5 separate regions of the Mus musculus genome follow, and all the other regions are linked to region 2. The links are chromatin loops, found by intact Hi-C in ENCODE. Cell type or tissue: left cerebral cortex. All regions are shown on one strand. Links, peaks and the distances in the headings refer to the core of each region. The heading gives the core; the rest is flanking DNA.

Region 1 (6,257 bases), core at 1,108-5,107, 170 kb before region 2:
TGTAGCGATAGCTGAGTAGTTAGCACTTACTGCTCTTTCAGAGGCCAGAGACAGACCAGTCCCCAGCTCTCAAGCCTGGAGCTTCAGGAGCCTCAGTGGCCTCTTCTAGCCTCTGAGTACATGCATGGCGCACTAGTGCACACACACGTTCTCACACTCGCGTGCACACACATGCATGCATACACACGCACATGCACACACACTCGTGTACATAACATAGAAAAGAATTTTTAAAAAGCTGATCTGGGAAAATGCTACATATGTGTTAGCTATTGCTATAACCATTGTATATCCACTCCGGGAGGAATCCTTTATTGCTTTTTTCCTATATTATTCGAGAAAGACTGTTTCAGGTTTCCTAACAATGATTGTTTCTCAAAAGCCCCAAGTTCTGCCAGGCAGTGGTGGCACATGCCTTTAATCTCAGCACTTGGGAGAAACCCTGTCACACACCCCCCCCCCAAAAAAAAAAGCCCCTAGTGTTTGGTGAGTTCATGAACTCTAGTCACCGTCCTCCCTCCACTGAGGACACTCAAGGGAAAGGACTCCAGAGGACTCACACTTGGAGAGCACTGCTTGGCCTCCCAGCCATGCCCTGGTGGCTTTATTTGTGTTTAAACCCAGCTGTGCTCAAGTCAATCGCAAGGCAGATGACATCTTAGCATTATAAGAACAATCTTAGAGAACATTCTTGAATTCTTAGAACCCCTAGAGAATTACTGACCACATTTTTCAGTACTGGTACGGCAGAATGGTTATTTTTTCTTTTTTCTTTTTTCTTTTTTGAGACAGGGTCTTTGGGAAAGTGTCACAAGTAGATCAGGCAGAAGATGATCTTGTCAAGCCTCTTGTCTCCACCCCTCAGATGCTGGAGTTAGAAGTGTGGCTCACAGCTGGGTGTGGTGGCACACGCTTTTAATCCCAGCACTCAGGAGGCAGAGGCAGGCGGATTTCTGAGTTCGAGGCCAGCCTGGTCTACAAAGTGAGTTCCAGGACAGCCAGGGCTATACAGAGATACCCTGTCTCAAAAACAAACAAACAAACCAAAAGTGTGGCTCACATTATCATTATTGTTTTAGTTTTCTTTTTTTCAAGGCATTTCTCTCTGTAGCCCTGGCTGTCTTGAAACTCATTCTGTAGATCAGGCTGGCCTTGATCCCATGGATCCACCTGCCTCTACCTCTCAAGGGGTGGGATTAAAGGTCTGTCTTACTACCGCCCAGAGAGGCTCTTCATGGTTTTGGTTTGTCTGTTTTTGTTTTCTGAGACAGGGTTTCTCTGTGTAGCCCTGGCTGTCCTGGAACTCACTCTGTAAACCAGGCTGGCCTCGAATTTAGAAATCTGCCTGCCTCTGCCTCCCGAGTGCTGGGATTAAAGGCGTGCGCCACCACTTCCCAGCGCCCTTCATGTTTAGTAGTGTTGTTTTCCTGCCCATGCAGCCTCACTACTTGTTATATAAAAGCTTCTCTTCGGGAGGCCAGCGGGCCAATGATCCTGCTTTGGCTGTAGGGACTTCACTTACATAGATGGTCTATTAAGGAGCTGTGGAGAGATTTTTTTTTTTTTTTTTTGGTTTTTTTTTGAGACAGGGTTTCTCTGTGTAGCCCTGGCTGTCCTGAAACTCACTTTGTAGACCAGGCTGGCCTTGAACTCATCTGCCTCCCGAGTGCTGGGATTAAAGACGTGCGCCATCACACCCGTCGAATTTCTTTTTTAATGATTTATTTATTTTATATATGTGATGAGCACACTGTAGCTGTCTTCAGACACACCAGAAGAGGGCATCCGATCCCATTACAGATGGTTGTGAGCCACTAAGTGGTTGAACTCAGGACCTCTGGAAGTGGCAGTGCTCTTAACTGCTGAGCCCTCTCTCCAGTCCTGTGGGGAGAAATGTTAACTACCCACTGACTTCAGATACTGTGCACTACCATCACACTGGGGATGGTACTCACCTTGTCCTTTCTGCTGTCCTAATGCGTGCAGATAATGACACTTCCTCCATCTGCTCTTGATGAAGACAGTGGCCTGGCATCTAACCATGTGGAGACCACACACCACTTTCTTCTGTGGCTTCCATGTTAGTGCAGCCACATGAGTATCACATGTGGCTTTCCTGCTGGGATCTCAGGTTTCTAGGCCACTTTCAGCTCCTTACTGAGACAGTCCTTCATGGTAGCATTCGGTCCCTGTGTAATGTTCTATGATGGCAGGACCCACAGCAGTGGGCAGACAGAGCCAAACCACCAAGACACATGGCTATGATCCGGAAAATTTGGAGTATGTGTTTCAATAGGAACGTGGTAAATCTAACATTAATTAAAAGCTCATTAATTAAAATGAGCTTTGTCTTCCTTTCCAATTCCCTTCCCAGGTTGTCAGTTCTGTTGGCTGATGCTAAAAAGGTGAGTTAAGGATTTGAACCCTCCTTGGCTCTCTTTTGGAACAGAAAGCTTTCTCTGTGGTAGAGGAGATTCTAACTTAAAATATGTGCAATTACCAATACCGTGGCAGTGTGGGAAAGGCAAAAATCTGGAGATTATAAGCTCAATGACCTCCAGTGGCTCTGGGGGAAGTATAATGGGAGCCAGGGCACTGTCAGGTTAGTAAAATCTGCCTGGGAGTGGTAGTCACATGCCATTAGACATGGAAGATTTATTGTAATTGTGTGTCTGTACATGAGTGAAGGTGCCTATTGCCACCAAAGGCATCGGGCACTTGAGCTGGAGTTACAGATGGTTGTGACCCGTCCAGTGTGAGTGCTGGGAACTGAACATGGGTGCTCTTGACCTCTGAGCTATCTCCCTTGGGTACACAATAGTCATTTCATGTAAGATACTAACTATGGAAGTGTGTGTCCAAGCTACAGGCCTTGGGTGGTGGCTGAGTGAGGATTAGATCACCACATGTGTGTTCTGCACTGGTAAAAACACCAGTGGTGGTGAAGCATGCAAGCCAGTGTGTGTGTGTGTGTGTGTATGTGTGTTGGTGGTGAGGACATGAATCCGAAACTGCTGTAAAATTGCACTTGATCAGAAAAAATTTTACTCATGTGCTAACACTAATAGTATATAGATTTTTGGGGGGGCGGGGGGGCTTGAGTATAGGGTTACTTGGGCTGGAAAGATGACTCAGCAGATGAGAGCACTGACTGCTTTTCCAGAGGTTGGGCTCTGATGCCCTCTTCTGGTGTGTCTGAAGACAGCCACAGTATACTCACATATATAAAATAAATAAATGAGAGAGAGAGAGAGAGAGAGAGAGAGAGAGAGAGAGAGAGAGAGAGAAGAGAGGGAAGGGAGGGAAGAGGGAAGGAGGTTCTCTATGTAGCTCTACGTAGCCCTGGCTGTCCTGGAACTTACTTTGTAGATGAGGGGGGCCTCACACTCCGAGACCATCTGCCTTTGTCTCCTGAGTGCTGAGATTAGAGGAGTGCACCACCACCACACAGGCTGGCTCTGCACATTAGTTTTTTTAAGGGGCAAAATACACGATACTTAAACCCTTTCAGTAAAAGAGTGGCTAAGTATTCACATATCTCATATCTCTTAGACGGCAATAAAGTGCTCAGAAGCTACCCAACCATATAGACACCCATGTGAAGGACAACTGGGATGTTTTAGAACGGACAAAATGCCCATCACTGTGGAAAGCAAGCCACACTAGGTCGGTGGCGATTTGAGAATGAACTGACAAATGCTGCAGGTATGAGCCCAGCCATATTTTCTGTCCTTTATCTGTCATGCAGCCACACCAGGTTACCCTTACCTAAAAGTCAAGCAGAGGAAAGGTAGAAATTTGACACATAATAGAACAGCACAACTGTTTAACAATGTTCCGTGACTTCCAGGTCCGAGTCAGAACTCGTAATAATGAGACAATCCCCTGCCCTTCAGTTTCCTGGCAGGTTCCCCATTGAGCTGCAGCGGCATGAGGTGTGGCTGAGGTGGTGAGGGTGAGGTCAGGCCCTTTCCCTCCCAGTCAGTTGTCACTGGTGAAGGAGTCAGCACTAGAATACAGTCTGGGCTTCACACTGGTTTCATTTACTAGCTCATCTTGGACTCGGATTTGTCGACAGCTCTGTAAAAACGAACCGTCTGGATGTCTGGCTTTGCTTTAATGGAGAGCAGGTGGTACTCATGTAAACAGGAAAAGTGCTGCACCATTCCCATCTGGGGCAAAACAACTGAACAAGAGCGCTCCTTTCCCCAATAGGCTTAGAGCCAAGTAAAGTTGGTGTTAGTGTCCTCATGATGCACCATGGAGAAGCCAACTGATCTAAGTTGAAAAAAAATGTTGCACTAAGGATTTTTTTTTTTTTTCCGAGACAGGGTTTCTCTGTATAGCCCTGGCTGTCCTGGAACTCACTTTGTAGACCAGGCTGGCCTCGAACTCAGAAATCCGCCTGCCTCTGCCTCCCGAGTGCTGGGATTAAAGGCGTGCGCCACCATACCCAGCGCATTAAGGATTTTAATGCCAGAAAATATGAACCCAAATTAAATCACTGCAGAATAGAAGCTAGCAAAACACATAGCTAAAGTTGCTGGATTTAAAACAACAAAAAAATCAAGCTAGCGTTCTGCCAGCCTTGTCACGTGCTGTGGCTGCTCCAGGCTGGCCTCTCCAATATATGAAGTAGGGTGAACTGTTTGTGGTTGATTGACAAGAACACACAGAACATGTGGGGCACTTGGACAATCCGACTTAGAAGGTCATGTTTGGTCCTTGGATGGACAGAGCTTTTTCTCACTGGGAATGACAACTGCCAGGAAGCCAGCAGGGAGCAGATTCTGTGGCTGTTTCCTTCCTAAAATAAGTAGCAAAAGCCAGAGGCCAGGCTGTATAAATTGGGTCAAGATGGTTCCAAACTTGCTACCTTAATTTCACTTAGGGAAGGGACAGAGGGCATCTCCAGGTGCCACAGGAGAGGGGCTGAGGGAGGAAGTGGCTGCTGCTGAGCCATGGGGAAACTTCTGGGAAACACAGCTGCCTTCGAAGCTGCACTTCTTAGTCACCAAGAGCCCACAAGATGAGAACACCCACAATGAACTGTCTTAAACCAAAATGAGGACTGGTGTTAAGCCCTGGAGTTCTTTGTTTTGTTTTGTTTCCCCAAGTTTTGTCTCTTGGAGTTCTAAACCCACTGCCTCATAAAATGAGCCAATTAATAAATTATGGATTGGAAGCCTGCCCAGCTCTGCTCCTGCCTTCCCCATCACACCAAGGCAAACTTTTAGATAGGAATCATCGACAAGTCAGACAAAATCACCAAAGCCAACTGAATCCGAGGAACCTAGTTCTGAATGGTAAAGGTAGACTTTCCCTGCTAGAAGCTCAATTATTGCTGCAAGACCCCAGGCAGAGGCCCAAGGCTCTGCTGTTTTGTCCCTAAACTATGGGGAGTCCTATATGAAGATTCAGACAGGAAAGCTAGAAATCCAGTCTGTGTCTTTATTCTCCCCAGGAGCCATATGCTGACCCCCTTCAGCAGGCTGACAGAGGGCGCTGCTCTTCAGGTGGGCTGTGCTGTGAACCAAGCTGATAGAGAGGAGCCCCAGCAGCGAGCAGAATGGAGTTGAGAAGCCAAGGCTCTGACAGAGTAGGGGACAAGTGGCCTCCTGGGAAGGCGTGCTTGTTCTGGGTGTTTTGAGGTAACAGGCTGTCCACATGGCCTGCATGTCCACTGACAGTCACCTAGGCTGCTGGTAGAAGTGACACTGCTGCTGCCCACTGTGGTGCTGGCCCTCCTGAAGTGCTTTCCTTTTCTCTGCTGTGATTTAAGTCATGACCAGGGACAAGGAAAGGCAGTTACTTCTCTTCTTTGGAGGTGGACTGTGGCTGCTTGAGTGATGATGGGAGGACCACAGGGAGAAGTGGAGAGGCTCCCAGCCTAGAAGAGGCTTGGATGCTGTGCAACTGGGCCTGAGAGACCTCACAGGCCTGTGGACAGGAGGCTGGGATGCTCCTGTCCAGTCTCCTGAAGATGGAGAAGTGAGGCAGATACCTGGTCTCTTGCCTAGGAGGCAGAAGTCAGGCACCAAGTGAAGAGGGCTGCCTCCTCTACTCCGATAGGTAGCCCACCACAGAACCAGTGGCCAGGCAGGCAGGGTCTATTGCTGGGATATCATGGTGAGTGCCCAGTCCAAGAAAGCCACTGTGACATCCTGCAGGCAGAGCCAGGTCCATTGGGCAGCTCTGCTCAACTGTGTCTTAATGCAGTCCCAGGTCACGTCCCCTCTAGGAGAAAAGCAGAACAT
Region 2 (6,257 bases), core at 1,555-5,554:
CGGACGATATGAGGGAAGGCAAAGGAAGCCCATACGCTTGGGTGTGGTCACCGACAAATGGAAGCTTTAAGTCCCTGGTTCTAAGTTCTAAAACCAAGAGCCGCGCCCTTGCCGACAACTAAGGCTTCTCCCCAATTTACCCCAAACCTCACCAGCCCCGTGGGCTCATTTAAGAAGCATAGCAGCTCCTAGACTTGGGCTCAGGCGGTCTGGGCAGACAAAGCCTGCTTTACACCGCAGAGACCTTCGGCCTTTGGGACTTGCATTCTGTCGTGCTGCTCCGCGCCACTATCTAAACTCGTCAACAGCGTGTGGAGAACAAGAGGCGCTGCAGCCAGCGACACCAGAAGCTGGGGGAGGCGGCTGTCCCCCGACTCCACAGCCTGGGGGAAACATGCGACTCCCACTCGGAATTCCCAGGGGTGCCAGGTGCCCTAAGGCAAATCCCAGAGACAGCACGTGCTCTGAGGTTTCTCGGTAAGCGTTTTCTGCACCAGTACACCTCACACTTGAATTCTGGGGGCGGGTGGCCTTGCGTGGACCGTAGGTAGACCCTATGCAGGCTATTGTTCTCAGGGTCTCTGGGGCGGGAGACGCCCCCCCCCCATCCGCCTCCCAGGCAGCATCTGCCGCTAGGCAAAGCCTTTCAGCTCCGTGCGAACAGGGCGTGCCGGGGGGCGCTGCGGATTATCATAAAATCCTAAACGAGTCCCCTTTGGTGGTTCCAAGCTCAGAAACAAAGCTCCTAGACGAGCCAGCCCAGCCTTGTCGGGGACCCGCCACCCGAGCTCTCTGGCCCAGTCCAAGGACCACGCCCAGCCAGACCAAGCCCAAACAGCGACTGGCCTAAAGCTGGAGTCTTCAGGCGAAGACTCTTCCCTCCTCAGCTGCCTGCCCTACCCCGATGGAGAGCCCCCCACCCCCTTCATGAGGAAGACCCATCCCCTGTACAGCCTCAGTCGCCTTCCCATGCCTGTCTACTCTCCCCAAACCCGGGAGGTCTCCACCCTCCCTTCATCTCCCCGCCCCTCTTCATTCTTCAGAGCAGCCTCGCCTCGCGCCACCTGCGCGAAGCTTCAGACCCGCCTCCCACCCAATTGTCAGCCCTTCCCAAACCACAGCCTCCTCCTCCAGATTCGATCACCTGTCCCCACCCATCTCCCCCTTTCTGCTCAAATCCAGGCCTCCACGCCCGTTTGTTCCAGCCATCTCCCCAGGCCCGGGGCATCGATATCCCTCACCCACCAAGATAGATGCTGCGTGGCAGACTAGGCGACATGGCTCCAGCGGAGGGACCTAGCGCCGCGCCGCCAGGGGCTGGGCAGATGCAAGAGGCCTTTGTGGTTTCGGCAGGTGCCTCTAGGGCCTCTGCTCTGCTCAGGGAACAGAGGATACAAACGATGGGGTTAGGACCACGTTAGGCAGATATCAGACCAGAGGCGCAGTTGGTGGGAACTAGGGACCGCGGCGATCCAGGGACGTACAAGAGGACAGGTCCGGCCACCACAGAAACACTCCCCTACACCCCACCTTTTAGCCATTTACTGCACGTCGACCAGCTACGGCTGCGCGACTACTGGGTGCTAGGCGTGAATCCCTTCAACTTAGCTGCCTCCTTATTCTAGCTATTTGTAAATCTTTCCAGCACACATTAATGCCTTAGGCGTCGCAAGTCACCAAGCCGAGTTCTGTGGGACTACAAAGACCCAGACTTGCGCCCCACCTTAGTCCGGATCTGCCTGAATCCTCAACATCTCTTTCATCGGCTGGAGGAGCCTAGGCGCAACCCAATTCCCTCCCTTTTGTGAGCCTCAGGGAGAAACTGAAAGAGGGGTGGATGTTGCAGCCCGGAAAGATCAAGCCCACCACCCTCCCCTTGCCATCACCCACTGCTCCAGGATGATGCGATTGTGCGGGTCCGTCGGTCGGTCTCTGGGTCTCGCCGCGGCGCGGTAGCTGCGGTTGCACGGGGCGGGAGCGGCTGCTAGCGCGCTCTCTCGGTGGCTGCCTTGCGCGCCTGGAGCGGAGTCCCGAGTGGCGAGCGGGGGTGGGGACGAGGGTGGGGGCGGGGAGCCGCCTGGGCCAATCACGGATCCGAGGGCTCCGCCCCAAGTGCTCGCCACCTCGAGCTAGCAGGTTAGGCGGAGGCGGGACCAGTAGCGCCCCGCGTCCTCCGCGTTGCCGCCGCCTTTGGGACTACAAATCCCGACAGTCCCTTTTGCAGGCCCCGGGTCCGAGAAGGGACAGAGGGCATGGCCCCAGGACCTCGACAACCCCCAGCCATCTAAGCGCCATTCTCAGCGTTCCTTTCTGGTCCCATGGTAACTAGCGACACTTCACAAAGCCCAGGCGCTGGGGCGGTATGGCTCGAGTCCCCTGGGAGGGTATAGGGCGTCTCCGGAGGACACATCGCCTCCCCTCCTCCTGCAAGACCCCACCCGAGGGGCTGAAACAATGCGGTGGCGGGGTCTCTCCGAGGCTGCGGGTTCCCAGTTGCGCCATCGGATTAGCGTCCTACCGAGTCTGAGACTGATGGGATTGCAGACTGTAGAGGGCGAGGTGGTCAGTACAGGAACACTGTTCTCATAGACCAAGGGAACGGCCACTCTGGGCGCCTCACTTCGCACCTTCTTTCTCTTGAGGTATTGAAGCCACCGTCTTTTCCAGAGCAGCGCTTGGACGTCGATGTCCAGCGCCCAGGTCCTATCCTATTTTTGACATCTCCTTTAAAAGAAAGTGTGTGTGTGTGTGTGTGTGTGTGTGTGTGTGTGTGTGTTTTAAACTCATTTCACATCAGCACCACCATCTTTATTTCCGGGTTGCTGTTGTTTTGACGGTTTTATTAGGTAGCCCCCTGCTAGCCTAGAATTTGAATTGAACCTCCTGCCTCTGCCTTCCGAATAGTGGGATTACAGATGTTCACCGCCACACCTTGTCCAGTTTCACCATTTTAGTACACAGTTGACTTAACCACAAACGATCCTGTAAATGGAGCGAGACAGTTCTTTTTCCTTAACTAATTTATGGCTCAGGCCTTTCCCTGAGCTCCGTGTTAGTCTGTCATTATTGTGACAGCTTAAATATAGCTTCAGAACTTGAATCTCTTCACTTGATGTCACCCCAATGGTGTTGCAAACCCGTGTGGAAATGCAGCATTAATACTGCCCCCGCCCCTGGATTCCTGGGGATCTACAACTGCTGTTGAAGAAGTTGGTTCTTTCCAGGGCTTCCCTCAGTTCCGGGGGTGGAGACGGGGGTGTGAGTCCCTTGGCTGCTTTCCTGAAGTGCTTTTCTCTAAGGCTATTTTCAAAGAAAATCGTACTTTATAACTTCGGGTGGAGGGAGCAGGATCCTCTGAATTTTAACAAAATGTACAGCCTGCACGTTAAGCTCCAGTCCTCCAAATGTGGGTCCCACTGGGTCATGTGCTCTGTGATCCACTCCTGGATGCGTTTAGGGCCACACAGGCGTGCCCCTAGGGGGTGCGGGGTTACTACATTTGGTCTCCAATTCTTTTTTTTTTTTTTTTTTTTTTTTTTTTTTTTTTTTTTTTTTGGCTTTTCGAGACAGGGTTTCTCTGTGTAGCTCTGGAACTCACTCTGTAGTCCAGGCTGGCCTCGAACTCAGAAATCCGCCTGCCTCTGCCTCCTAAGGGCTGAGATTAAAGGCGTGTGCCACCACCGCTTGGCTGGTCTCCAATTCCACTCTAAGAGTGGATTTTTTTTTTTTTTTTTTCTGGTAGTAAGCTTGTGCAAAGAACCTCCAGACAAGCTTAGATGGCCATCCTCAAAACACTCCTAATACCAGTGAAGGGTGTGTGTGTGTGTAAATTGCTCCAGTTGAAGGCCCTGTCTAGTCTCCCCAAACTGTCCAGGGAAATTTTTGCAAAATGCATTGCGCCCCTCTGGAACACCCAGCTAGCTCCGAGCAACGAGGGCCTCTGATGAACTTTTGCCTAAGGTGGAGGGAGCCCTCTAGTGGCCAGAATCGTTTTCTGCAGTTTTCAGTTGCGTTCCTAATCTCCAGCCTACCTACCCCCGCCCCCTCTCCCCCCCCACACCCCACCCCCGACTGCTTGCTAGTTAGCATTCAACACTGATAAAGATCCTACCCAAGCCTGAGGTTTCACGTACCCTCAGTACTTGATTTTTAGAGTTTAAAAAGAAATTTAGAACTTAGAGTCCCCTATATGTGGATTGGAATCCTTGTTCCTGACACATGACAGCTTCTTGACTTTGGCAAAGCCCATCCTGAGTCTTTGCTTCTTCACACCCCTCCCACAATCACCATGCATTTCAGGAGGAAATCCGTATAAAACTCACAGCCCACTGCCGAGCGTACACAGTGCACACTCACAAGTGTAACTATTATTAATTTCTTCCAAGTTGTAGAACAATGGGAGGGATGTAACAAACATACGGACACTGTAAGAATAGCCACAAAAGTCTGTTTGGTGTGGCTTTCTATTCAGCTCATTTGTAAGGTCAGATAAAAGTAGAGGAAACCAGAAGAAACGGGTTCTGAAACCATCGCCGTGGGATGGAGGAGCTAGATCTGAGTTTCACCTGGGTGGCTGTTGACCTGATTGGTCCTTAAGTCCAGGATGAAGGAGTACAAGCTGTGGACGGGGGAACCTAGAGATGTCTGGGAGGTGGTCGAGAACTTCCCCAAAGCTTGGAAGTCAAGACCATTCATGAATGAAGGTGGTGGAAAGAGGAGATTAGGCAGTTTGGGGCCCGACCCCAGAGATCCCAAAGGCTACTGGGATGGGTGTAGCAAGTCCTCATACACTAGGTTTGAAATACCCTTAACAAATGAGAATAAGAAACCCATCTGAGGCTTTCTAAAACTCCGGCTATAAGCAGGGTCAGATAGTCTACAACACACCACTCGATCCTTACAGATTCACCCAGCAGGTAACTACTCATTTCTTACCAATTCATCTTATTCTGGGGTACTCATAAGTCACCCTCACTCTTAGGAGCAGAAGCAGAATTCTAAAGGCCGTCTGCTTGACACAAAACCAACCTCTCCTGCTTCTGCTTCCCCTCCTGTCCCAGGAGATCCCCTCCAGAGCAAATTGTAAATGACTCCTGGACAGCTTATTGACATTCCACTGGCCCCAGACCATCTCTCCCCTTCCAACAGTTTCTCCTCTGTTTCCTTCTGGGAAAGGGATTCTCCAGGACGCCTAGAGGCTCTGTGTTAAGTAAGAGACCTCTTCCTCTGAGGGGGGCATGGTGGGATACAGCTTTAATCCGAGCACTTGGGAAGCAGAGGGAGGAGGATCTTCATGAGTTCAAGGCCAGCCTGGTCTGTAGCTGCAGGACAGCCAGCAGTGCACAGTGCCCACCTTCAGAGAAGGCCTTCTCTTTTCATCTATTTAGTTATTAAAATAACTGTGAGCAGAGAGTCAAACCTGTGTATCTAGGTCAGTGTCACAGAGCCGGAGTCAAAACAGGGACAAGAAAGCAGAAAAATGGATACTGGGAGAGGAAGAATGCACACAGAAAACAGGAGAGAAATCTAAGGCTCTGCAGAGATGGGGTTTCAGGAGAGTCAAGGGCTGAGTTAGCTCTTGTCTAGAATGTGTGAGGTCCTGCATTCAGTTGTCATTATAAACAAGCACAAGCAAACAAAGAGTCAATCAGTTACAAAAACAGGGGTCAATCAGTTACAAAAACAGGGGCAGTGGGAAATGAGACCCAGGCCACCCAGCCTGACACAAAAGACACAGGAGAGGGGATCCAGAGGGGGCTGGAGGTGGGAGCTTAGATGAAAACAGCAAACTCAGTTCTAGTGTGTCAACATGGTCTGAAATGCTGAGGAACACTCCAGAAATCCCCCCTAGACTATGACACAATTTTCTTTATTATATTTGTTTTTAATTCCAATTTTGAAATAAAGCCTTCTTTTCCAATCAGACCGTTCGAAACCCACATCCTGGAAGAACCACAGCTGCCAAGAATCTAGCTGCTCTAGCCCCGTCTTTGAAATCCACTACAAACTTGCATTTATTTCACACACAGAGATTCTTAAAGTCAGAAGGAACCTAGCAATTGCGGAGCCTCACAATGCCAGCATTATCCAGACGAGGATAATGAAGCTTTGTTTAACAATCTTTTCTCCATCAACACAATCCACTTGGGTATAGCACGAATAATAATGAGGGGAGAAAGCAACTCTGACAAGCACCTCAGAGAACACGGGCTAAGAGGTATTTCATCATCTTTTTGTCCTGCACCTGTCACACCCCA
Region 3 (6,257 bases), core at 860-4,859, 210 kb before region 2:
GGGGAAGACTGATGGAGACACGGGGTCCCTCGGGCTGCAGGCAAGGTGTCTGATTGATAGAGCCACATACCAGCACAAGCCACATCCCAGTTCCACCCAAAGGCCCATCTAAGCAACCAGAAGGAGGGCAGGGAGCTACACCACAACAGCTTCTCTGCAGACATACGTCAACCTCCCTGATGAGCAGTAGGGGCTAGGACTGAGGCAGAACAAAGAGGAGGCGAGAACACCAGGCCTCCTCACTGGCTGCGAGGCAGGGAGCAAGAAGGGGCCTCCCTCCCTGCACACCCCACCACGCCTTCTGTCCTCACCAGTGAAGTCCTTTAGGCTAAGTTGCTGCAGACGGTCTTCCAGGAGCAGCAGGGAATTGTTGAGGGCACCAAGCCGCCTGCCCAGGCCTGCCTGGCCCCCCAGCAGCTTCTCCAGCAGGGCGGCCTGTGTCAGGCTGGTGCTGTTGCTTTCCCGTACTGCAGCCCAGAGCCCAGCCACGTGTCTGGAGAGGCCTTCACGTAGGCCTTGTAGTCCCCCTGCCACGGTGTCCAGTCGTTCGCAGACTCCCTCAAGGCGGCCTAATCGCCCCTCTAAGCTAGGGCATTGGCCAGCCTGTGCCTGGCCCTCCTCCAGGCCTCGGAAGCGCTCCTCGCTCTCTGTGACGTGCTCCGTGGCCTCCTGCTGTAGTCTGTTGATTTCAGAGATGATGCTGTCCTTGGTGGCCCCCAGGTCAGCCAGATCGGCACCCTGACCCTCCACAGTGGTCTGGAGCTCGTGGAGTGAGTCGTTCAGGGAGCTGAAGGTGAGAATAACCTCAGAGAGTTCTCCTTGAAGGGCCTGGAGGGCTGAGCCTGAACTGCCCCCAAACACACTGAAACCATCCAGAGGCCCACGGCTTGGTCCCCCAACCCCTGGGCCAGCTCCAGGGCCCCGTGGAGGTAACAATGGGCAGGAGCAACGTTCCACACCATCCCGAAGGCGGCCCAGCTCCTCCTGGACACCACCACAGGCGCCACAACCCTCATCCCCACGGGCTTGCAGCAGACCCTCCAGCTGGCTTAGCTGGGCTGCGGTAAGATTGAGGCGCAGTAAGATTTCTGCTGCAGTCTCCTCCTGTGCATCCATGCGCTCCCGAAGCCGGCTCAGGAGCCCTTGCAGTCCCTCCAACACGGCCTGCTGAGCCTCCCCTGCTGCCTCTGCTTCATGCAAGCCAGAGCCCACTAGCTGTAACCGGCCCTCGCTGTCCAGCACCCTGCGTTCCAAGGCACTGAGGATCTCATTGACCCGAGAATCCTGTTCCCCGGGTGCCCCAGAGCAAATCTGCCCACAAGTCCGAACAGCCCCTGCCACCTGCTCTTCCAGCAGATCCATGCGGCCACCCAGCTCCCTGCTCACATTGGCTAGTAGTCCCTCCAGCTTTTCTAGCCGTCCTGGAGCAGCAGGCAACCAGTGGCCCAGCCTCCCTGGTCCTCCAGGCCAGTTCTTCTCTTGCTCCTCTGAGGGACCTAGGGTAGAGTTGAAGCGGTCCTCCAGGCGAGAAAGGCGGGAGGCCAAGCTGGTGTAGCCTGGAGGGTGGCCCCCCTGCCCAGCTGCTCCTCCAAGCTCAGAACCTCTGCGTCCACTTAGCACTGTCAGTGAGCCAGTCACTACATCTAGCCTCCGCTCCAGCTCAGACACTCGTCGACCCAGCTCTGGGGGGCAGCATTCCTGAGGGGGTCTCCTGGCCATGGCAGGTCCCACAAGCTGTTGCTGCCGCTCCTCCATAGAGGACATTAGCTTCTCCAGGGTTCGCAGCCGCTCCCTATCCTCTTGCTGCTGCTGGCGGAAGCCATCCAGCCCCGTCAGGCACACTGAGCAAGACTCTTGCAGCTGCCGTTCCAGCTGCCTTAACAGTTCTTCACTGGGGCCAGAAGGAACTGGGACAGGGCCTGAGGCCCTGCCACCTCCACCAGGGCCTCCATTATGATGGTTGTTAAGGTGGCCCAGCTCCTGGTCATGAGTGGAGACACGGTTGTCCAGGAGCTGCAGCTGCTGCTGGATCTCACTGAGGGTTTCATGCACGCCCGGGCGGGCAGCTGCATCTGCTGGCTGCTGCCTTCCATTAAAGACTGTGTCCACAGCTCGCTGTACATCTTCTGCTAGGCGCCCATTCATCCCCTGCAGGACACCCCGAAGGCCTTGCAGCTCTTTGGTCAGACTCTTCACCTGCCGCTCTAGCTGCTGCACCTTCTCTGACTCAACAGGACCTGAAGAGAGAGAAAGGCGGATGACTGAGCAGCTGGATCTCAGAGCTCAGATTCTATGGCCCAGTCTCTGCCTACTCCAACTCCAGCAAGAGTCAAGGGTCAGAAGGCTCTCCTTTGGATGATTTGGGCAAAAGGGAGTGGAGGGAAGGAAGGAAGGAAGGAAGGAAGGAAGGAAGGAAGGAAGGAAGGAAGGAAATACCATTCACTGAATGTCCTTGGGCCAGATTTGGACCACAGCTCTTAAAACTTTTCTATTGGGCAGATACTTTTGCCATTTGATGGCACAGGAAACGGGGAACCAGAGAAATTAGGCAAGTAGTTCCAGAGAATGCGTTTAACAAGTGGCCATGTCAAATTTCAAACTTAGATCACCCGGCCACCCAACTTGTCCCCAGGACCTCTTGACTTCTTGGAAACCATTTCCTTATCTGGAAAATTCGATTGACACTATGTGTCCTGCCTTTTAGGGCTGTCAAACAGTTTAAAATGGAAATGTGGGAAAGTACTTCACATGCCACTGTTGCAATGACTGGGCCCTTCCCTAAACCACCAGAGGGACAAACAAGAGGCTCTTGCAGCAAGCCTGCTGGGGTGCTGGCTGGCCAGCCAGTTTACCAGAAGTTCCTGTTTCCATAATTATAGTTCAGTTATCTCTTTGGCAGGAAAGGACCACGCATCCGGTGTGCCTAGCCTAACTCATACACATAGGAGGAAAGAACACAACAGAGGCGATTGCATTCTGGGACCTGCAGTCTCCAGGGGCCTGGGAGGGGGTTGGGACCTGTAGTCCGGTGCAATGCATGCTAGGATTTGTAGTCTTAACTATCTTCCCTGCAGACAGAGATTCTCAAAGGAATTCCCCACGCTTCTCCCACAGCTGTTCCCGACTACGAAGGACCTTGGCCACTAGAGGGAGTATGTGAACAAATTGTCTCTATGCCTTCTTGTCTTATCCAGATCTTAAGTTTTCAGGTCTTTCAATCAGTCTCCCCCAAGCTCTGCCCTGCCCCCCACCCGGCCCCCAGACACACTCAAATCACACAAGCATGCAAACATTCGAAGTTTCAGGGACGTCATTACCTCTGTTATAACCACCTTCCCCCCAAGTTTAGAGCATAGAGGTTTCCCTCCCTCCACAGCTGGGCCCCACATTTTCCACCCAGGATTCCCCCATGCCTAGCAACATGCAGGCTCACCTTCTCCTCCCAGTCCACTGAGATGGCTGCCGGCACTGGAGCCAGACAGGTTGGGGCGCACAGGCCTGGGCCGGGGAAGTGGTGTGGAGGGTGCTGGGCCCAGAACGGAAGCAGGGCCCTCTCCACAGTCATCGCCCCCATAACCCTGACAGCACCTCCACTCCATGTCTGTCACTGTCTTGTAAGCCACCCGATAGCGAGGGCGAAGAAAGCTCCGGTACCTGGCCAGAGGAAAGGAAGGTTTTGTATTCTCTCAGTGCAGCTGGTTGTCTTGTGCTTCAGGCTGGGTCTACCTCTCTAGCCAGTGTGTGGTCCTGCTCAGTTAACAGCTATCTGCTTTTTAGTTAAGGGCTAAATCCTGGTTTTTTCTTTCCCTGTGCTGGAACCCTAAGCTAATCTCTTTAAGACTGACCTGTGTCAGCAGAAGTCCCAAAGGTTGGGGACAAGGGGAGAATGCCTGTGGCAGCTCACCAGCCAAGCTAGGACCCGGCTGTCTTCTCAAAATGGTTCTGACTGAAATCCTGTCCTTCCCCCTGCTCCCTCCTTTGCACAGACCCCCTAGATGGCCACCAGCTGTCTGCCCTTGCCCGGATCCCAGTAAGCACCCAATCCCCTAAGTTGGGGCCTCACATGATACTTCGGGAACAGTGGGGCTGGCCCCAGCCACAGGGTTGATAGTCTGGCTTGACAATGGTCTCCACTCCATCCTCAAGGACGCAGCTCACTGTCCGAGTCACCACGTAGGCACACCAGTTCCTGTAGGCACAACCCTACCTGGGCCAAAGGACCAAAGACACAAGCCCCAGTGGGCCCGGAGGTTGAAGGAGGGTCAAAAGATGAAGGGGGCCTTAAGGACCCATTGAAAGTTAGGGTTTTTGCAGGGGCAGCACCCACTCCCCTCTCCTACACAGACACACACACACACACAGACACACACAGACAAACACACACTTTGTGTCACTATGGCAGATAAAGACTTTTCAAGACAGGAAAAACATAATGATAAAAACACACACAGAGAAGTCAGCCCTTCTGACTGTGGGGCCCCAGGGTACCCTAGAATTCACAGTCCCTGTGTACTTCTTTGGGCCTATCTCAAGCCCCAGCTGAGTAAGCTGGGTTCCTGTACATGACCCCCTGCTCATGGTGCCTCCACCCAGCCTTCAAAGAGGAGAGCGGGGCAGGCCAGTGTCCAAATGTCCGACCTATGCTTAAGTAGAGAATAAGCCACTGATGGGCTCTGTCCCCTTGGGGCTTGCGGTGCTGCACTCTTGACCCCATTCACACTGGCTTCTAGTCTGTGAGCTGCTGTAGAGCCAGAGGGAACAGAGCAGGAGGAGTGTCAGAATTATACATTAGTGGATGGGGCCAAGGAAGCCCTAGAGGAGGAGAAAGGTCTGCCTGATCCAGAGCTGGCTGGTACACAGCTGGCAGCTGGCAGGAAGGATAGTCCATACCCCTTGGTGTAGTGTCCCTGGGCACCCAACTACAGACCTCCTTAGGGAAGAGGCGAGAGTTGATCCCCCTTAGGCTACCGAAGCCCTGGAAAAAGTTCCACCGGAAGGTGCATATGGGTAGGCCATTGATGGATGGGTGTTCACGCTGTCCTCTTCATTGTGTTAAGCCTGTTGCCCACCTTCTAAAGGCTTTCCCAACCACAGCCTTCAGCCCTGGATGGAATACAGACTCTTACCTGTGGCGGCTGGCAGGCCGTGGTGAGTTCTGGGCCTGGGGTCCCCCAGGACTCAGGGCCCCAGTGCCTCCTGTGTAGAGGCTGTAACCTCGAGGAGGGTAGCTGGCAGCTTCCGTGGCTATGGTCAGCAGACAGCAGAGATAGCAGCTCCAGAGGGCTCTGGGGGCCATGGTGAAATGTTCCTTGCTGCCCTTAGAGGCACATCTTGGTCTGACCAATAATGCCTATACCGCACTTCCAGGGGATGCCGCTGCTTCAGGGGACAGTACTCCGCCGAGCCAGTTCTGTCCCTAGCTTCCTGCCTGCAGCCCCCAGCTGCACGCCTCCTCCTTGGCTGCTGGGCCTGACCCCTTCTCCCCCTCCTCTTTCCTCCTCAGGCTCCTGTCTGTCCCTCCCTCAGTTCCTTCCGCTCTCCTCTTCTGTACTTCTGAGGGGAGTCTGTTCTCTGGGCCCCTGGCCTCCTGTGCCTGGTCCCTGCCCCTTTCAGAGACTGTTTCCTGAGCCTCCACCCCCTGGCTCCAGCTGGCCCTCTTCTGGTCTCCCTGTTCTGTTCCCTGATGACTGGATCCTAAGGATGACAGAGCTTTGCTCCTGTGGCTGTTGAGAGGCACAAGAGTGACCATGGGCGGGCCAGTCTCCTCTCTCCCTCCCTCCCTTCTCTCTCCTCCCTTCCCCCTGTCTGGCTGGCGGTCCAGCCTCCCCCTTCCTCCCCCACCTCTCCAACCATCGTGCGCCACATCTGCTTCTTGTTAACTCCGGGAAAGAGGGGGGGGGGGGGAAAGGAAAAACAGAGAAATGTGGAGTTGCCGCCGGGCTTGAGGCCAGCCTCTCAGACAGGCCACATGGAGCTGGGGCCAAATCTGAATAGGAGGCCCAGTGCTGGTGGCTAGAACCAGGAACCAGCCAGAGACCCAGAAGCCCTGGGTTGGTCAGAGCAGGACTCTTGGGAGGAGAGAGTGAGTCCTGGGGAGGAGGAAGGCAGGCCTGTACAGAGGATAGCGCATGGGGGAGGGGGCACTCATAGGACCATTGGGTCCTACTGCCTCCTTTTAGAGGCCTACAGTGGGAAAGTAATTACTTTGTCCAAGGTGACACATCAAGTCAATGAATGGCTGGGATGAGACTCTAAAT
Region 4 (6,257 bases), core at 939-4,938, 65 kb before region 2:
AGAGATGGGGCAGGCTGTGACCAACTGTTTCTCGGGTCCCAGGTCGGTGCTGTGAATGCCCAGTACACACAGGCCACAGCTCTCTGTCTGAGCTGACCATTCAGCGGTACTACCCACTAGATGTTCCTGGTACCTCATCGGGATATCCTGAACACCGCAGTGCTCCTGAGTCTGGCCCATGGCCTTGGACTCTGTTGCAATTGATGCTCACTGTGAACACTGAGAAATGGGCTCTTAGGTGGGATAGGTCTGCCCATCATCTTCAGGGACTCCTAAATGTTTTGTTTGGGACATAGGGAAGCTGGAATGGTGATGGGTGAGGGTTCCTGCATACAAAACAGCTTCAGGCCCCAGCCAGCTCAGTCACACACTTGTTTGGACACCAGCCCTCTGGTGCCTTCTTGTGTGTGTGTGGAGGGGTCCCATCAGCACTGTTACCTTGGGTGCCCACCAGGTGATCCCCACATGGAGGGCATAGTCACAGCAGACCTTGGGGTCAGCTAGAGCCCTGCACTTCTCATAGGCTTCCACGAGGGAGGTCTCCTTGTCTGGCAGGACGTGACCGATGATCATGGTGGTGCCTCCAACGAGGGCCGCCTGAAGGAAGAGGGAGGGAAGGTGGTCTTGTCACAGCCCTGCCTGCACTTAAGTCACCATCACGATGATGCACGGTGTTCAGGTGCACCCAGAACAACCATGGATGATCAAACCCAGTAAGGTCTGCTCAGGGGAGGGTCAGAGCTGTGACAGGGGAGGGTCAGAGCTGTGACAGGGGAGGGTCAGAGCTGTGACATGATCTTCTTTAGAACCCTGGGTTCAACAAATAAACCTGATTCTTCCTCATGTGGGGTTCTAACTTGGGTCTTTGGAAAAAGCACTTAGCATATTGGGGAGCCCAAGCCTGGCTGTTACCTTCCCAGTAAGATCTCCCTCTAAGTGATTTTTGGCTAACTCCAGTATATAGACAACAAAATCAAAGGCCCAAGGGTTTGTTTGTATATACCTGTTACAGTGGGAAGCCCAATCAAGTGTTCACATGGAAAATATGGTGAGCTAGCTACAGACATGCAGTAAAGCACTACGTGCTTTAATAGGGGATTTTAAAGATATTGTTCTCTCACCTATTTTTGTTTGTGTATTTACCCAGACAGGGTTTCTCTGTGTAGCCCTGGCAGTCCTGGAACTCACTCTGTAGACCAAGCTAGTCTCAAACTCACAGAGATCCGCCTGCCTCTGCCTGATGAGGGCTGGGGTTAAAGGCGTGCACCACCACTGACCAGCTTTTCTGTCACTTCTTATGAAGCAGTTTTACTTAACTTGGGAATAATAATAAATGGGTTGGGTCAGGCAGTGGTGGCACATGCCTTTAATCCCAGCACTCAGGAGGCAGAGGCAGACGGATTTCTGAGTTTGAGGCCATCCTGGTCTACAGAGTGAGTTCCAGGACAGCCAGGGCTCCACAGAGAAACCCTGTCTCAAACAAACAAACAAACAAACAAACAACAGAACATAATAATAATAATAATAATAATAAGAAGAAGAAGAAGAAGAAGAAGAAGAAGAAGTCAAAATTCACAAAGTAAAGTACTGTTTTGGTGTGAGAGTTGTCCAAAAAAATTCACCAGCTTCTTCCATATCAGCCCCTTTGTCCTCATGTCCCCTACCTGAGTTCATGAGCATAATTTGTCTTGTCTGGGATAGAGCACTTTCAGATGCATGACTGAATTCACAGGCTCCACAAGATATTACTTTAACAAGGTTTTTCTCCCCATCTTGTGTATATTTGTGCATGTGTATGTGTGTTTGCATGTATGTAAAGTCTGTGTGTGTGTGTGTGTGTGTGTGTGTGTGTGTGCATGCACAGGGATGTGCATGTGGAGGAGCTCAAGGTGGATATTGGGAATTATTCTCAATTGCTCTTCCATCTTAACACTAAGCAAGGTGTCTCGATCAAACCGAGAGCCCACTGATATAGCCAGTCTGCATAGCCTCCTTGCTCTGGGGTCTTCTGACTCTGTCTCTCCAGGCTGGGTTCTGGGAGTCAAATAAATTCAATTTATTTGAATAGGTAACTTTTGTGATCGTCCAAAGTGACATTTCCCAAAGGTCAGGTCAATGTGCTGTTCCCAAATAAAACCCGGTTGTTAGGATTAAAATAACCGAGAGAGGGGTCTTCACATGTGGGATAGCTTCACATGTGTTGGAAGAGAGAGCCAAGTATCACTAAGGAATGGTAAAGTATCCTTCTGATTAATTATCCTGATTCGGGGTTGGAGAGATGGCTCAGAGATTAAGAGCACTGACTACTCTTCCAGAGGTCCTGAGTTCGATTCCCAGCACCCACATGGTGGCTCATAACCATCTGTAATGGGATCTGATTCCCTTGTCTTGTGTGTCTGAAGACTGCTACAATGTACCCATATAAATAAAATAAATATCCTGATTCATTCTGCTTTCCACTGGAGGAAAAAAGCCCGATGAAGCTGTCTTCTCCATAAAGTCAAATTCCCTGATCACAAACCAGAGACACTCCTGGAGACTAAGGCCGAGAAAATGAGTCAAGCAGCCAAACTACAATTAAGAAGGAAAAAAAATCTCAGAGCCGGGATGGCCTGACTTCTTGTATTGCTTAAATGCAGCCAACAGAGGGCGGTAGCTCCGTGTAATACATGCAGGCGTGGGGGTGGGGCTGGAGCTGGGGCTGCGCAGATTGTAGTTTACTAGCTGGCTTCTGTTCCCGGTTCCGCTGGAGCCTGCGCGGCTGATTCATCCTTACAGCAGGTGGATGTACTCTGTTTTGCCCTGTCCCCGTGCACATGGGGGAGTCTGATTTACTAGCAGTGCATAGCCTACACTGTTTAGTTCTTTGGCTCTCAGTTGCTGTTCTTTGTGCCTCTCAGCACAGCGGCAGCTGTCGGTAGAAAAGAGGGGACCCGTGGAGACGCTAATGATAAAGGACCTGGGACTGTTCTTAACGCCCAGTACCCCAAGGCAAGGATAGAAAAGGCAATTCATTTAACAAATCTCCAAATACTCGACAGTACAGATCGGGCTAATAAATCGTCATCTTCCTCTGAAACTGAGCTACAGTGCAGAGAAACTGGTTTCCCCTGGAGCCCGCCCTACCCCACAACTTCCACCCTGGATGCATGCTGGGCACACAGATCCAAACTCTGCCCACTGCTACAAAATGCCACCCTTGGACCTAGTGTGTGCACATTTGTGTTTGGATCACTAAGAAGAGAGGTCCAGCCTTGTGTGGATCCTGGAAGGACTCTTGGCTTTTAGGCAGGGAATTCCAGAGACCAACAGTGGTCTGGGTATAGGTTAGGGGACTCGAGGCTGACACAGCTTCTGAGCCTGGTGGGGAATCAGTATAGGCTATCAGAAGCACCAAGCAGCATCCTCTGGAGCCTAGCCATAGGAACTGAAGAGTTCTGGAAAGCATGCTGAGCAGCGGTCTTGAATTTCCCATCTTACTGGCTGTTACCCAGGAGCAGCCACGAGCCCCCTCTGCAGCTACACATGCAGCCACACACATGTGCATCTGTACCTGTAGGGCCACAGCTGTGGAGCTCAGAAGAGCACATATTACTATTACTACCACTGCGACTCTGGGCCTCCAAACCGGAGTTCATAGGCTCAGCAGATCCTCCTCCCACCAGCTGCCGGCTCTGTGAACACGAGGACACCACAGATGTGACAGATCTTTTTATTGTCACCCCACAGGAAAGCCTTGCACAGGTCAGCAGCAGAGCAATGCACTGTCCTGTCCCTGATGCTTTAAGGAGGACGTGTTTAAGGAGGGGTGGCTGTGGGCCTGCCACACGTCACGACTACTTAGACACCACCTTTTACTTAGGTGAGCTGAAGGCAGTAGCACACAGCACAGTGCTCTCGGAGGCTGTTTTAGAGCTTCTATGGCTGGGATGAAACACATGAGCAAAGGTGGCTGGAGGAGGAAAGGGTTCCACATCAGTCCCTCCTCAAACAAAGGAAGTAGGGGCAGGAATCCCACGCAGGCCACTCTGGCTCTTCATGGCTTGCTCAACCTGCTTCTAGTACACCCCCAAGACTACCTGCCCGGAGGAAGCACCACCCACAGTGGCATGGGCCCCCCACATCCACCAGTAATCAAGAAAATGCCCCACAGGCTTGCCCACTGGCCAGTCTGGCAGGACATTTCCCAAATGAGTCTAGCTTATGTCAAGTAAAAAAGACACTAGCCAGCACAGGGGCTAAGTCGAAGGTAACAGGGCATCGCTGCCGTGACTGAAGAACAGATTCAGTGTTCATAAGACACTTGGAGCTATGTTAAATCACACACAAGCAACACAGGAGGAAGAATGCCAAGTACGTCATTGACGGCTGTTTTGAAGTGACTGCTCCCGAGTTGTTTTCTTCTTATTTTCTAAAATTTATTACATTAATTAATTAGTATACTAATTTTACAACATACGCTGAAAGCAATGTCATTTTTATACTATGCACTACACAAATAAGCCTGGAAAAAGCTAAAACTAAATTTAGTTAGCTACATTTCCATGTGTAAAAGATGTTACAGTTATAGATTTCAGATGCAGAGTAAAGGCACAGAAGATTTAAAAAAAAAAAAAAAAGTTCATGGGACCTGCCGCACACACTTATCAGATATTGTTAATTTTTACTTTTTTGGTTCAGATATTTTAAACTTTTTGTTTTTATTAAAATACTGTTTTGTGTGGCTGGAGAGATGTCTCAGTGGTTAAGAGCACTGACTGCTCTTCCAGAGGTCCTGGGTTCAATTCCCAGCATTCACTGACAGCTCACAACTGTCTAGTAATTCCAAGATCCAACACCCTCACCCAGACATACATGCAGGCAAAACATCAATGCACATAACATAGCTGTCTGAGAGGCTGAATCTGGGGGCTCATATGTTAAACCCTTGCTTTACCCCTGAGATACACCCCCAGATGAGGTTTCTTTCTTTGCATATTTAGGTATGTATATGTATGTCTGCATGTTCAGACATGTGCGTTTTCACGTGTGTGCCTTCCTGTTCATCTGTATGTATTCTCATGTGTTTTTCTGCATGTTCTGATTTATATTTGCATATATGTGGCTGCATGTGGAAGCCACAGGCTCACATCAGTTAAGTCTCTTCCTTAATTGCTCCCCACGTTATTTCCTGAGACAGTCTCTAGCTGAGCTGGGGGCTCACTGATGTGACTAGTCAACCTAGCCAGCTTGCCCCAGGGTTTCTTGTCACTGCATTTCTCAAATGCTGAGATTGTGGGAGAGCTGACACACCCATCTGGCTTTCCTGTGGTGTGGGGGAGCTGAGCTCCAGGCCTCGCACTGGCAAGTGACTTGGTTGCTGAGTGTCTCTCCGGCCTGAGGTACTTTCTAAATGAAATATTAACTCTGGCATGCCCCATGTTACTCCCTCCCTTTCCTGCTCTGAGGCTGACATACTTCTCTGTTTATCTAGTGAATTTTAAAACGGTACACGACACTATCAAGCTGTCCGTTGTCTTTGGCTACAATAACTGCTTCACCTCACGCCTGAACATCCTCATGCATGTATGAACAGAGCCCACACTCAGTGCACACTGGCAGGAAGAGGAAGTGCAGCTACATGGAGCCTGCTCACGCAGACCTCCAACAACAACCCCAGGCCTGACCAGGGAAGAGCTGAACCCACCAAGACCTCATTGAACTTGGTGGCTGACCAAAATTATCCATCTAGCAATCCAAACCTTGTCTTCTTTTACACACACACACACACACACACACACACACACACACACACACACACACACTTGCGCATGCAGAAGCTCTTGTAGAAGCATGCTTCCCCCCCAAACCCCCAAACACGACCTGGATTTCACTTCTCTATCAATTAACGTAGACACGAAAACCACGTATCTACCAGCAGTCACAATACATCACTGTGCACATCTGGCTGGGCATGAAACATTAATTTTACTACTTCCATAAGGCTACTGATATTTTGTTTTTGACATGTATGACATACTGTTGGGCCTATCTGGATTTTATGTGATGCCCAGGAATGAAACCCTTATTAAAAACACCAGTCATGGGGCTGGAGAGATGGCTCAGCGGGTAAGAGCGCTGACTGCTCTTCCAGAGGTCCTGAGTTCAAATCCCAGCAACCACATGTTGGCTCACAACCATCTGCAATGAGATCTGATGCCCTCTTCTGGTGTGTTTGAAGACAGCTACAGTGTACTCATATACATAAAATAAATAAA
Region 5 (6,257 bases), core at 752-4,751, 86 kb before region 2:
ACACACACGCACACACACACTGTAGCACAATTTTCTGGCAAGTTAACCCCACAAACCTAGAAAGCAGCTAAGGCAAGAACAACAGTGTTTATTCAGCAAGTACAAGACCAGTTTGAGAGCTGCATTCGGGGCAACCAGAGACCCCTTTCGCTCCAGCTGGCAGCCACCGGACCTGGGATGGGGTGGTGGGAGCTCTGCATGGGGCAGGGAGTGGACACAGGGGAGTGACGGGTTTGGTTGGCTCTAAGCCTCCCATCTAGAAGCTCCTGGGTGAGCACACAGGCTATGAAAGGGTGGGCTTGGGTCTGTGGAAGGGCGGGGTGGATGAAGTAGAAGGCCCACAGTGGCCCCTTGTACGCGCACTCTCCTACCACTTCAGGTGATGCACTTCTCAGGTGGAGGCGATTAGAGAGGGTAAAGCGCTCCTGGCCCACTCCAGGTGGCCTGCCTAGCTGGCCCTACCACCCCTTGGATCTTTGGCATCTGCCCAAGGCCCATGACCCAGCAAGGGCAGAAATAGACAAAGATGATGTATAGCTAGGTGTGGTAGCTTGTGTGTATAATTCCAGTACTTGGGGAAACGAAGGCAGGATTTCTGTAAGTTCAAGGCCAGGCTACCTAAGCAAGATTTTGTCTCAAGAAGAAGAAAAAGGGGAAAGAGGAGGAGGGGGAGGAGAAAAGAGAAGAGGAGGAGAAGGTAGGAGAAGGAGAGTAGGAGAGAAAGAGAGATAGACACCGTCAGCGTCACTGTTTATGATACCTGTGACCTCTAGGGTCATTACCTACTGTTCCCAGGGCTATCTCAGTCCTCTGGGTTATCTGTCTCTTCAGCTCCTAAGTGAGGACATTGGGTGCAACTAAAACCGCACGCAGGTTCCTAACACTTTTCTAGTCCAGGCTCGAACATGAGTCAGTTCATGACAAAGATAAAATCGGCTTGTGCAAAGCAAAGCAGAACACGCCCCCAGGAAGAAAGCACTCTGTCTGGTTAAACTCCTGGTGGGCCTGACATCAATCCACAACTGTTTCCCACAGCTAGGTTAGACTGCCGAGGCCATGAGAGCAGTCATGGACAGACATTTCTGGTGCCTAAACTCTTGGGGGCCTCAGTTTTTATCTGCAAGATGGGGGACAGTGGTAAGCCCCACCCCATCTCAGAAGCCCCTTGGAGTTTACCTGTCACTCAGTGAGAGCTGAGCTCTTTGATGGACCCAAAGCAGGACAAAAGCGTGCAGGGGTGACTGACAAGCTCTGTGGAGCCTCTGACAGGTTTGTGGAGCTCCAACAAAAGTGAGATCACTTGCCAAAGAGGGGCGGGGATGAGGCTTATCAAAGGCAGACAGCTGAGCCACTCTGCAGACTGTGTAGCCACCTACGAGAACCTCTAAGGAGCTTCTAAAACAGGGCGGGTCCGACCAGTCCTCAAGGAGAGCTTAGTGCCGAGGATTCCATAGCACCTGTGCAGTGGGGGTGGATGCTACAGCTAGGCCTTGTGGGTTGAAGCCCCTTCCCTGGCGGTTGCCTAGGCAACCTCCCCACCCCCCAGTCCCTCTTTCTCAGCCAGTATGAGGCCTCTTACTAGTCACCCAGGAGGAGTAGCTAGGCCTTGCCCAGCAGGGGCAAGTTATAGGAAGCTGTGTTGGGCTATGAGGGTGTGGATGTGGGGTTAGCGCTGGGGTAACCCGGAGCAGAGATGCGGCCTGAAGGTTTCCAGGGTCAGCATCCAGCATTGTTTGAATGTAGGGAAGTAGGAGGGGGTGGCAGGAGGTGTGGGATAGGGGAGGCACGGTACAGGAAGCAAAAGGACCCTGGGTTGGGAGGAAGGGGCCAGGGGTCCAGCCTGCCCCCGCCTCTGCCCTGTACTGTCTGGTTGGTGGTGAGTGCAGCATCTCCTACAAACCAAATCTATTCCAGATTCTATGCTATGCTAGTGACACAAAGCACCGTTATTTTCCACAGGGTGCACAAACAAGTCAAACCAAACCACTGCGCAAACCAAACGTGCAAAACAAAACCATTTACACGCGCCTGGCACCAGCCACATGCCCACCCAGCTACCCTTCCGGGGCCTGGGACTCCCAGAGGGCGTGGGTAGGGAATGAAAGAGGCTAGCAGAAAGCACAGGGTGTCCCAAGCACAGCCACACCCGGGGTGTCCTGACTGTACCCACAAGGGTACAGCTGGGATGAGTCAGGAGAGATGGGACACCTTGGGCATGGCTGTGGAGTTGACACCTGTCTGACTTGGGAAAATGTCACCATGGGGCCTAAGGGATGAAGGGGGAAGGCCCTTACTTATAAAACACATTTGCTAAAGTGCTCTGGACACCTGTGTGGGTGGGCAGCAGGGCAGAGCACTAAAGTCTGGGCCTTCCCAGAGCCAGCACAGGAGGTCATGGTGAGAGGAGGGTTTAGGGCCAGGTGCTATGCATTGGGTGCTGTGCATAGTGTGGGCTTCTGGGGCCCAGAGAAACCCCAGGGCCAAGGAAGGAAGGAGCAGGGCAGGAGGGACAGCTCAAAGTGCCTTGTTAGGGGTGGATCAAAGCCCCGTGAATCACGTTCAGACAAGGGGAGGGCTCCCTGGTTCCTAGAGCCCCCACCGGTGGAGCACTGCCCTGCCCAACCTCTCCCACCCACTGCAGCTCTGGCTGGAACATTTGCAGGCAGGTGGTGGTTTAGCATCCTCACTTGTTGAGGGTGGGGCTGGTCAGAGCCTTTACCAAATACCGCTCGACCTGCCTCCAGGGGGCGCAAGGATCCGAGCTGAGGCCCGCTTTGGAACGTGGTCATCGATCTGAGAACCTGCAGGAAGGAAGCAGGGAGGGTCGGTCAATCAGGCACTGGCTGCCTGGGTTAACAGGATCCTGACACCAGGGGCCCAGTGGCTGAGTTAAACCTTCTGCGAGTGTGTTCTTTCTTCTCTCCCTTAATGTGTATGTGGACCTTAATGTGTCCGCGGAGGCCAGAGAATGCTGTCCGCCTATTTTAAGACCTGGAGCTACGTATGTGCACGAGCCCAAGGAGGTGATGGATTCCTGGAGCTTCTGGATGGCAGGCAGTGAGTGCTGGGAAACTGGGAACTGAGCTCAGTCCTCTGGGTGGGCCGTACATGCTCTTAACTGCTGAGGCCTCTCTCCAGCCCATGCCTGGCTTTTTACACATGGTGTCTTGGGATTGAGCTCAGGTCCTTGGGTTTACAAGGCGAGCGCTTTACTGACTGAGCCATTACCCCAGTCCCGGGTGCCTCTATCCCAGTATCTGGATGAGAAAACCAGGGCTCGAGGACATTATATGATTTCCACGTTTTGCAATGAGAGGGCTTTGAAGAGCCTGAGTTTGAACCCAGGTTTTCTGACTCAGAGTCAATGTTACAGCCTCCTTACTCACTCACATGGACAGCATACTCAGGCTCTCTTGTACCATCACACTAAGGGACTAGCCAGCTATCACGCCGACCTTCAGACACAGTTCTCAGGCAGTAGACCAGAGAATAAAACAGGAAACCAGGAACTGTTTTGGAAAATGAAAGACCCATATAACCAAAGGCCCACACCTTTAAGACTCAGAAGGGAGGGTCTAGTGTCCCATAGATCACAGGGGTCATTCACCAGTGTTCCCCATCGTCAACAGATCAAGACTTGGGGCTAGATGAGAGATGACAGGCAACTTGAGGTCTGCTGTGTCTGAAGGAGCCACTGTCAAGTCATGGCTCTTGGACTGGGGCAGAAGAGGCCACTGGCTAGTCGGGCCCCATAGTCCCAGGGTCCCATCATTTCTTGTGAGGTCAGCTTTTGCAGGCTGTGTGCTCAGGTCCTAGGAATCCACACCATGGACTGGCAAAGCGTTGGTGTGTTTGGACAGTGCTCCTGAAACACCATCCAGCAGTCATGCTCACAGGACTAGCCCTTTGGGAGCAAGTTTTTGGAGGACTCCTCTCCACAGGCCACCAGCTCATTCAGTGGAAATCATAGGTCCCTGCACAAGCTGCTGTCATCGCAAAACTGGGACTCTAGGGACCTCAGTGGGCGGGGCTTCAGAGGTGGGGTCTCTGCCTCTCATCTTGGGATGGTTTGTGTGTGGTCCTCATTCTCTATCCCTTAGGACTCCATGCTCGTGTTCCTCCTGCCTTTCTTCCCCAAGTAGAGACAGGTCTTGTAGGGTAGATTCTTCTGGCTAGTCCTGGGGTCAGGGAAGCTGCGTCACTGCCTTTCAAGTGGTGGTGGTGCTTGAAAACAAAGCATCATGAAGGACTATCGTATTTCACGGTCTCTGCCTGCTCTCCATTGAGAACACCTCACCACTTATGAGGCAATCTTCCCTACCAGGGACACCTGAGGTATGTGAGGTATAATTGCACAGATGGGCATGGTCTAAAGGGACCCAGGCTCAGTGTTGGTGTCACTGGGAGGGCATGATATTAAAAACAGGGCCAGAACATGACAGACAGACCTAAGGCATTCTGTATATAGATAAGCGCCAGGGATATGGAGATAGGGAGATTAACTGGGAGTCAGAGCCAAAAGAAAGAAACATTTTACTTAAAGTTATTGAAATGCTTATCTCCCTTAGAAGACAAAAGGGAAAGTGGAGGGAAGGTGCAGGTGTGAAGGCCAGAGAGCAGAAACGAGGAGTGAGACAAAGATTCCAGTGAGGTGGGGAGTGGGAGGGGACAATGAAAGGAGGGAGGGCTGGCCTTCTGAGCCCTGGACATCTGTGGGGCACCCTGTGTGCAATGTCCTCAAGGTGTTTCAAGGGACAAAAAACATCAACAGGGAGAATTGTGGCCTGTGGCCTGTCCAGCTGCTGGTGAGCAAGCCTGGCTGTCCTGGGCCCTTCAGCCTGTGTGTCTCCAACAGTACACGCTCATAGCAATACAAAGGCCCACTGCCTGGGCCTTTATCCTGCCTGCCGGCTCCCACCACACCCTCAGTCTTACCAGAGAGGCTGAAACTGGATTCATGAAGGTCCCGCATGCCCCCGTGCCGGGTGACTGGCCGTGTGGGCGTGTCTGCCAATGGTGTTCCCATCTCTTTTTTCCCAGGGTGGACAACAATGGCGACATCCCCTAGGTAGGGAGTGCGGTCCACTCCCCTCACTTTTAAGGTCTAGTGAAGAGAAAAGACAGACACATCAGAGCCAAGTGCACACACAGCTGCAGCATCCTCCGCCGACAGCTGCCACTCTGCACAGGACCTGAGACACACGGGTGACAGGCTTCTTGCTTCCATAGTCCAAGCACTGAAGAATGCTATTCTTGCTTGCTTCTACATGAAATGAGCATGTGCATGCATGTGTAAGTGCCCGTGTGCAGGAAGTACCTTGGTCTCTGCCCTTCACATGCGTAGAATCCTTCCTGGGGAATTTGGCAGGGTAACGGTTGGAGACCTTATCCATGGTGAGCATTCTGACACATACAATGGTGTCCTGACAATTGCCAGGATCCCAATGGGCCAGACCTTTTCCTGTGGTCTGACAACCCAGCAAAATCTTACCCTAGATAGGCTTTGTTTGGATATGGGCCACTGCTGGAAGCAGTACTGAAGGGTTAGGAGTTATACTGCACACACCAGATAGCCAAGGTTCCAATCTCTGTCACTTAGAGCTGTCCTGGTCTAGGTCAGTTATGGTGATTCGCTATATTAAAAGTGCTACTGTGAGGGGGAGAAAGTGTGTTGGAGCGTGTGCAGGAGGCTGAGGGAGCAGCAGCAGCAGCTATATGAGCACTGTATCCTTTGAGGGATGGAACCTCAATTACAATGTTACACACTGTCTGCCCACAGTCTTTTTGAGAGAAACAACAGGCACAGGGGATTTCTGAAGGCTCCCTTGGCATTAGCAACACAGGAAAGGAACTGAGCAATCAGCCTGTGTATCAGGAGGACCTCACTGGTCAAAGATACATTCGCCAGGTTCCATATTTGCTTGCGCACTTACATTTTATCTATTGAGACTGTCAGAGAGAGGCCCGAAGTTTGGTTCCTAGTATCCATGTGAGGTGGCTAACAGTTGCCTGTAACTCTAGCTCCAGGGGCATCTGAAACTTCTGGTCTCCATTGGCACCCTTACACACACTCTCTCTCTCTCTCTCTCTCTCTCTTTCTCTCTCTCTCTCTCTCTCTCTCACACACACACACACACACACACACCATCACCATCATCATCACCATCATCATCATTATCACCATCACCACCACCATCATTATCACAGGTGTACGCAAAATCACAAGTGGAAACCAGCATTTTCCAATTCCACCTTCC

The links. A loop is a pair of places that touch in the nucleus more often than their neighbours do. Peaks named below come from ENCODE experiments on the same cell type or tissue, not always from the same donor. Only the 100,000 strongest peaks of a DNase experiment are listed, where the experiment ranks them.
Region 1: a loop joins it to region 2, with 2.4 times the contacts of the local background. A loop is called at or near these places in 3 of 42 quality-filtered maps.
Region 3: it touches region 2 in a loop (2.0-fold over the local background); 5 of 42 quality-filtered maps call a loop at or near these places.
Region 4: a loop joins it to region 2, with 5 times the contacts of the local background. A loop is called at or near these places in 33 of 42 quality-filtered maps.
Region 5: a loop joins it to region 2, with 7 times the contacts of the local background. A loop is called at or near these places in 27 of 42 quality-filtered maps.

What each region holds. Positions count from the first base shown.
Region 1 is chr5:30,876,644-30,882,900 of GRCm38, reverse strand. It overlaps Tmem214 (transmembrane protein 214), which reads right to left. Exons shown (of 17, transcript NM_144525.4): 17 at 5,432-6,237. The coding sequence ends at 6,111. Among named protein-coding and RNA genes, the nearest start is that of n-TYgta9, 8.3 kb to the left of the region's middle. In left cerebral cortex, for the core only: CTCF peaks have their summits at 1,758 (motif pointing right) and 3,183 (motif pointing left); no DNase peak of the experiment used is centred there.
Region 2 is chr5:30,707,636-30,713,892 of GRCm38, reverse strand. Dpysl5 (dihydropyrimidinase-like 5) reads right to left here and starts at 2,329. Exons shown (of 13, transcript NM_001356948.1): 1 at 1,891-2,329. In left cerebral cortex, for the core only: a CTCF peak has its summit at 3,957 (motif pointing left); DNase peaks (open chromatin) are centred at 2,117, 2,568, 3,238 and 3,964; H3K4me3 peaks cover 1,075 bases; H3K27ac peaks cover 809 bases.
Region 3 is chr5:30,912,914-30,919,170 of GRCm38, reverse strand. Emilin1 (elastin microfibril interfacer 1) reads right to left here and starts at 5,385. Exons shown (of 8, transcript NM_133918.2): 1 at 5,127-5,385; 2 at 4,064-4,189; 3 at 3,434-3,654; 4 at 312-2,237. The coding sequence starts at 5,296. In left cerebral cortex, for the core only: a CTCF peak has its summit at 3,122 (motif pointing right); a DNase peak (open chromatin) is centred at 3,049; H3K27ac peaks cover 1,167 bases.
Region 4 is chr5:30,771,660-30,777,916 of GRCm38, reverse strand. Dpysl5 (dihydropyrimidinase-like 5) reads right to left here. Exons shown (of 13, transcript NM_001356948.1): 3 at 439-597. Among named protein-coding and RNA genes, the nearest start is that of Gm46907, 40 kb to the left of the region's middle. In left cerebral cortex, for the core only: a CTCF peak has its summit at 2,640 (motif pointing right); a DNase peak (open chromatin) is centred at 2,701; H3K4me3 peaks cover 324 bases.
Region 5 is chr5:30,792,781-30,799,037 of GRCm38, reverse strand. Dpysl5 (dihydropyrimidinase-like 5) reads right to left here. Exons shown (of 13, transcript NM_001356948.1): 12 at 4,936-5,104; 13 at 1-2,801. The coding sequence ends at 2,716. Among named protein-coding and RNA genes, the nearest start is that of Gm46907, 19 kb to the left of the region's middle. In left cerebral cortex, for the core only: CTCF peaks have their summits at 2,543 and 2,743 (motif pointing right); DNase peaks (open chromatin) are centred at 995, 1,336 and 2,749.